Linked DNA regions of Homo sapiens: region 1 is linked to region 2. A link is a contact called in ENCODE Hi-C or POLR2A ChIA-PET data. All regions are on one chromosome and are shown on one strand. Each heading gives the region's core, a stretch centred on a gene start or an enhancer-like site at or near the end of the contact. The rest is flanking DNA. Distances are from core to core; before and after follow the strand shown.

Region 1 (3,527 bases), core at 28-2,527, 120 kb after region 2:
TATCTCTATATATTGAAGTTAGATACTAAGGTTTCTAAAATGCCATAGGGTTATGATTAAAACTAATAACTATATTTTCTGTGACACAAGATGACTCAGGGGCTCTCAGACAATAGCTACTTTGTCTACATTAGTGGCCTCATCATTTCCATTAAATAGCTATTTACATTGTGAAAATGTATGCCGTGATATAATGGCTAGAAATGCATTTGTCTGTTAGAATAAGAAAATCTCTTCTGTAGTAGAGCACTGTCATCTTTATAATCCTAGTGAAAGTCAAATAAAATAAACAGCATCTACTTTAAATCATCTAAGCATAATGTTAGTATTCTGCTGTAACAGAAAAAGGAACTGTTGCATCAGCTATAAATCAAACACCTTCAAGATTCCCATCTGCATTTTTTCAATTTAAAACACTACATTTTACATAACATTTTGGAAACTGAAACGCCAGTTAATTAGGTTCATATGGAATCTATTTATCTAAGTGAGAATTCAAGTCGAACATATTAGAAATAATACTGTATGGGTATAAATGTAGAGATGCTGTTCTTTATTGCTGGCCTCCTCCTTTTCACAGGAGAGATTACTTCAGTAGCTACTGAACTACAGGCATTCTCACTGTTTTAAAAAAAATGCTCCATGAATATATTTTGATGATAGTTATATTCTAGTAAACAGCCTAGAAAATAGTTGTTTTCCAAAATTTAACATTGTCCAGCCAGACACATTCTTAGCAGCACCCAAGATTTTTTTCCACTAAGTGATGGAATATTTGTAAATACTGTTCATGCAGAGTTTATTGCAGCTACAATTCTTAGGAGCAAATAAAGTTTGCCTTGTAGCAAACTGTATTGCCTTGAGGCTCTCTTCTAAGGGGGAGCTTCATGACATCTTTGCCAGAATTTTCCAAGGAAAAAGGAAGTATTTTTTGGGATAGGAGATATAGGCCAACAAAGAATAAGGAGGTTTTTGCTTTTTGTGTTACATTTGCTTCCAGTTGTGGTAGAAAGTCATAGCGCCTTCCTGGAACAATATTTTATAGGACATTGGTGACATTAGATTTTCTGATAGTGTTTGAACGACTGTCCTATAAACTTTCATCAAAAGTCAACCACATTTCCTGTTTATTCATTCACTCACTCATTTATTCATTCCACAAACATTGACCCTGTTACAAGAGACAAATTAGTTAATATCCCTGCCCTGGGAGAATTCAAACTCATCTGTATTCTTTTCCTGTAATCTCTCTTAGCAGCCCAACCAGGCTTTTAAGACATTAGGAGGATAAGAAGCAGTCTCAATTTAGTCCCAACCTGTTAGATCCAACCACAAACCATGTATGTTAAGGTAGTGCTCAGTTTTACAGTCACCTTCAGGAAGCAATTCTGAGAATTAGCACTGTATAGTTTAAGAAACGTTGATTGTTTTTGATGCTTCAGTAAAATAAGCCTCAGAACTGAAACTGAGTCATGTATAAAAATTCAGGTTTTACAGTCAGAGTGCCAGGTTGATCTCACCTATAACCTATTAGCCATTTCTTCTGACACACTCAAGGTCAGGCTTTCTCCTTTCACTTAGACACTCAAACTTCAAACTAATGTGCACAGAGTCACCTGATAAAAAATATGGATTTCTGGGCCCCATAGCTTATGAAGTGAATCATAATCAAGGGTTGGGCCTAGTCACAGTCATTGGCTTTTTTATTTGCTCCAGAGACAAGTATGCACACTATCGTTTGAAATCTAGACCTAGAGAGACAACTGAGATGACCTCTTAACCCAATCATGTTAATATTTCATCCAATTTGCCTTAGATAGCTTTGTTAAAATAATCAAAAGTCTTTGGTGGCTATTTTTAAGGACTTCAATAAATATAGATCTAGCCAAATTTTTTACTTATTGCTTACTCCTGACCTACCCCAAACCTGTGCTGGATTAGTTCATGTTTCTTAACTATCACTATTACCTCCCCGCTCTAGCTTTGCTCAGCATGTTCCCTTCTTCTTGTCAACTTTTTAATCAGTCCAACCCAAATGGTCTCTCCTCCTTGAGACTTAGCCTGGTTCCCTCAAGGAGACACACTTTCTCTTTCCTTTGAGGTCATCAAACCCTTTATTTTATGATAGTGATCATATTTTACCTTATAGTTACATTTATATTTGTCATTCTCCCTTTAGACTGTAAAGTTCTAAAGTAAAGAATATCATGTCTTGCTGTAGTTGATAATATGTTCAACTGAAAAGTAGAACAATTAATGCTCTTTTCATCTTTGATGTTAGCAGAAATCATCTGTATGTTCTGCTGCGATCAAAGACTAAGCATTAACTGTTCTACATCTCAGGTGAGTATAAATTAAGTATAAATTGTGCTTTTATTTATTCCAGTCATCTCATGATCAGATATGTTGCCATTTATAGGATGTTTGTATTCCTGCTTTTCTCCAATATACTAAATATTGGTAGGTATACTCTATTACGTACTTCTCACTGTTTTTTTAATGTATAATGCTTATGAAATCTTGATATAAAGGAGAACTGTGAAAGGATTGGGAATCAGGGAATTCATGTGTTAAAATCATGCTAATATAGTTTTAGCACATTGCTTGTAACATATCTCTCAATGGAGGGTGAAAAAGAATCTATTCTTTAAAAAGTTAGTAATTAGCTTTTTTTCTAATGAATTTCAATTAAAACCCCCCTTTTGTATAAATATTGAATGAAAGTACTCTGGAAGTGATTGTTTAATGTAGAGGGAAATAAAGCAGATGACAGAATGAGTTGACGGCCCAATATAGGAAAGAATTAAGCAGAAATTATAGACTAGAAACAGGAAATGTATTAAAAGAAAAGCAAAAAGCAGTAAGAAATTGCTTAGAGGAACAGATCTACGGAAACCAATGTTTATAGATGACATTTTTAGTTCTGCACTGTTATATTAGTCATAAAAAATATTTCTCAAAATAACTGAGTTTTTCACTCTTGAATTTTCTTTATTTTTCCCTAAAATCTTAATAAATCTAAAAAATTAACAAAAGGTGTAGTTCAAAGAACTGAAAGTGTCAAGGAAGTCCTATAAATGAGACTAAGCGAAGAGACATTTTAAAAAGAAATTGGAAAAGAAAAAACAAAGTTACATTTAACTTGCTACATAAACATTTTTGATAATATTTTCTTGAGCTTCAAAGTAGATTTTTAAAATCAGTAGTTATTAAGATTTATTTATATTATAGGTAGGTAGCTGGGGAATTTGGAAACTAATGTCTCATAATGGCATATTACTAGCTGGTGCTTTCTTACAAAGTGAGAGAAGAAATACAATAATATTATTATCTCTTCTGCTCACAAATAGGTTTGTAAGTTATTGATGAAATTATGGCATTCAGCCCCTAAGGAAGACATAATTGGATGTGGACCAGAAGATAAACACAAACATTTCCATATTCTTTAAAAGAAACTCTGTGTACATGTATTGGATTTCCATTGCTTCTATAACAAATGAGTATACATATTGTGTTTAAGACAATGC
Region 2 (3,398 bases), core at 380-2,879:
CAATCTGGGTATAGATGAAACAGGACTAAAGCAAGCTGTAGTGCTGGAAAAGGGTCCTGGAAGTTCCTGAGCATTCACCAGTTAGTTACTTAACTGGAAGTTCTTCTATTTCCAGCAAAAGGAATAGGGTAAATATAGCAGCTATTATACCAACCAGTATAGAATTGCTTATAATTTAACAACTGAACATATCAGCTGTCTTACAGCCTTGATTTTGGCTCAAGCAAAGCAGTGGGCATTTTTTCTTTCCAAATCCCGAAACTCAAAGAGCATTTTTACTCTCCTCTTCCTAGGCAAATCAAACTTTCCATCTTATATCTCCCATTTTGATGCTGCCCTTGATGATTCTAAAAGGATTTCCTGTTCTTATCCCATGAAAAATCAGCATTTTTCTCATTAAAGATAAAATATATATCTTTACTCTTTGGCAAGGTATGCCCTCTATATCATGCTCATCAAGATGTTTCTTGAGAGGTGTACTGGGTTCAAAATGTGTTTACCAAGTTGAGTCCAAACTCTTCTAAAGATTGGAGCCCCCAAAGAGTAGCATGCAGTGAAATTGATATCCAGTTTTTTAAAACTTTCATATGAATTGGTATGATGATCACTAGCAGATTTATTCATCCTCAATTGACTGATATTCCCAAAGACACTCTCCCAAATTTAAAATCTCCAATTCTCTTCAATTTTCCTGTAAAACAAAAGCGCTGATAACAGTAACATATATATGACCATTCAGAGCTATTATATCTACTGGTTGACAAAATAGGAGAACATTGTGAGGAACAGTGACAAAACCCTAGAAGCTGTAGAAATACCTAGGAAAAAGATTGAGGAAAAGAAGTGTTGGATGAAAATATCAGAGGTACATACAAGATGGCTTTCTCCTGAGTACCTTGAAGTCAGTATTCATTCAATACATTTTTGTTTTGGTTTGGTTTTGGTTTTCGGGTTGTTTTGTTTTGTTGTTGTTTTTGTTTTTTTTTCTGAGACAGAGTCTCATTCTGTCACCCAGACTGGAGTGCAATGGCATGGTCTCATCTCACTGCAACCTCTTCTCCCGGGTTCAAGCGATTCTCCTGCCTCAGCCTCCTGAGTAGCTGGGATTACAGGAGCCCACCACCATGCCTGGCTAATTTTTTATTTTTAGTAGAGATGGGGTTTCACTATGTTGGCCAGGCTGCTGTCAAACTCCTGACCTCAGGTGATCTGCCCACCTCGGCCTCCCAAAGTGCTGGGATTACAGGCATGAGCCACCACACCTGGCCCATTCAATAGATTTTTATGAAGCTACTAAGTCAGACATCATAGTATATGCTAGAAATACAAATACGACAGCAGAGATTATTCTAGAGATATGAGGTTTACTGATGAGCAGTTGGTGATACAAGTGATGATTTTAAAAAATAGTGGGAATGGAAAGGTTTAGCAGAGGAAATGACTAGTCAAGATTTTGTGGGCTTAAGTAAATAATGTTTGTATTTGCACAGAACCATTTTACACCTACATCCTCTTTCTAATGATGCATAATCTTATGCCAAAGCTGAGTATCAATCATTAAGATTGAAATTTCTAGACTAGACCGATATTCTCAAGGTTCTTGGCAGAATGACTCATTTGGGTATGAAACCACATACACATTAAACAATCACACTACAGAGTCCAGGGTGATAGTCTGGTATTTCTCGACATTTACAACCTTAGAAATGAGTAACTGCTGAATGGCAAGTTGCTATACATGGTAATCTGATAGAACAGTAAGGGAAAATGCACAATAATTAAAATGAATTTATGTCTATAACTTCTAGTTTAAATATCCTTTCCCATTGATATGACTGGTACTTAGAGAAAAAACTGTGTCTACTACTTTTTTATTTGATGAAATCACGTAATTGAATTTTTGATCCACCTTCTCAGAAGCTATCCATGTACACTCTCAAATTTTTCCTTTTGACAAAAATATATTTATATTTCCACTGTTTAAAAACAACTGGTGTAGAACCAATTCAACTAGAAAGAGTTTAGAAAAAAAGGAAACATGCATTCTGTAAATGTTCATAGGGCTTGTTTCACAATGAAAACTTCAGTAGGTAAATATAATCAAACAGCATCAGGAAAATTAAATTCTCTTTCACTTTGCAGCAATGCCAAGCAGTAATCTACAAAGAGGTACAGTATGGATTATAAATGGTACAACCAGCATCTTGGAAGGCAAATATTTGGATTAAAATCAGCATTGTGAACTGAACTGGTCATAAAGAAAATAAATAAACCCAATGGAGTTCAAAGAGGGTATTTAAATGCTTTTACAAACTCAGTTAGCTTTTATCTTTAAGATTCAGAAATTAATATGAATTGCTTAATAATTAAAAGTAAACATTTTTATAACATTAGAAAACTAAGGAATGTAACATTAATTACCCAGAAAGAATCTATAAACATGGAAAAATTAATGAAAAGAAAGTGCATTAGAAGTTCAGAAATCAAACTTCAGTTTTCTCTTAAGGAAAATCTCAGAGAGCACAGGAGTATAATCTATATATTTTTCCAGTTAGAGAAAGAATAGAGTTCTAGGGGGATAGGTATAATATATGGACATAGTATTTTCAGAAATGTGATGTGCTTATGTTTTTTATATTTCCTTGTGAATGTTTTTTTCCCATAGTCGGACTTGGGAATTTAGTGGAAATTAGGCGAATTTCAACAAAAACGCAGAGAAGGAAAGATATTCTAAAAGGCAGTGTGCTGACAGACAGTAGCCTTGAAAACTACATATCTGAGAGGATTTTCTAAATTCCCTTTTTTCCCATTTAAAACTTCTAGAAGCTGGCCTAGCAAGATTAATCACAGAGTTTTGTGAAAAAGAGGTTCTAGTCAAAAAGGAAGAAGGAAAATCTTGTCTGGTTGGTCCGAAGAGTTGAATGGAAGAGAAAGGGAATGGCAGATTGAGGAAGCCAGAGAGACCCTTGTGTCTAGATCTCCTCTTTCCAGGCTGAAGTCCTCATGGGAGAAGATGTGTGACATGGAATGAGATGCCCCCAAAGGCTCTCATATTTGGCTGGCCCAATAGAGCAGATCACTTGGTGGTGGAGAGTAGACCAAAAGAAGGCCTGAGTGTGGCTTCCTCCTTTAATCTGCCTCCTGTGTGTCAGAGATAGGACTCACAAGTACCTGTGTGCCCTGAGGGAGACAGGTGGAAGTAAATTGAGAGTCAGGTTGGTCTAGAGAACTCTCAAGTCAGGGCTCAGGGGCTGTGTAGCCAAATGGTTGTGAGGCTTAAGGAGGGGCTAAGTCAACAGGAAGAAAACTGTGCCCTGACCAAGTCCAGAATGTCCACACCCTGAGTTCCCCCAGCTTACACTTTCTCAGCAGATGCGAGAACACTGCACAGATGCTCC

What was found. A loop is a pair of places that touch in the nucleus more often than their neighbours do. ChIA-PET counts read pairs that join two places held with the same protein, here RNA polymerase II (POLR2A). Pooled maps may share reads with other maps.
Region 1: a loop to region 2 is called in a pooled map, with 7 times the contacts of the local background. The contact joins two enhancer-like sites. A Hi-C loop is called at or near these places in 1 of 168 maps with a recorded cell type or tissue (PC-3) and 11 of 50 pooled maps. POLR2A ChIA-PET finds 5 or more read pairs at or near these places in 2 of 52 experiments (HepG2 and Panc1).

Annotation. Positions count from the first base shown.
Region 1 is chr7:17,137,225-17,140,751 of GRCh38, reverse strand. All of the region lies in intron 1 of LOC107986772 (a long non-coding RNA gene), which reads right to left. LOC101927609 (a long non-coding RNA gene) reads left to right here. Exons shown (of 12, transcript XR_007060234.1): 10 at 2,387-2,460. Among named protein-coding and RNA genes, the nearest start is that of AHR, 160 kb to the left of the region's middle. Within about 2 kb of position 1,277, at least 4 of the 41 ENCODE cell types and tissues checked have a DNase peak (open chromatin) inside an H3K27ac peak, as active enhancers do; they include PC-3, where a contact is called at or near this core.
Region 2 is chr7:17,259,607-17,263,004 of GRCh38, reverse strand. The region is part of intron 5 of LOC101927609 (a long non-coding RNA gene); the gene reads left to right. Among named protein-coding and RNA genes, the nearest start is that of AHR, 37 kb to the left of the region's middle. Within about 2 kb of position 1,629, at least 2 of the 41 ENCODE cell types and tissues checked have a DNase peak (open chromatin) inside an H3K27ac peak, as active enhancers do; they include PC-3, where a contact is called at or near this core.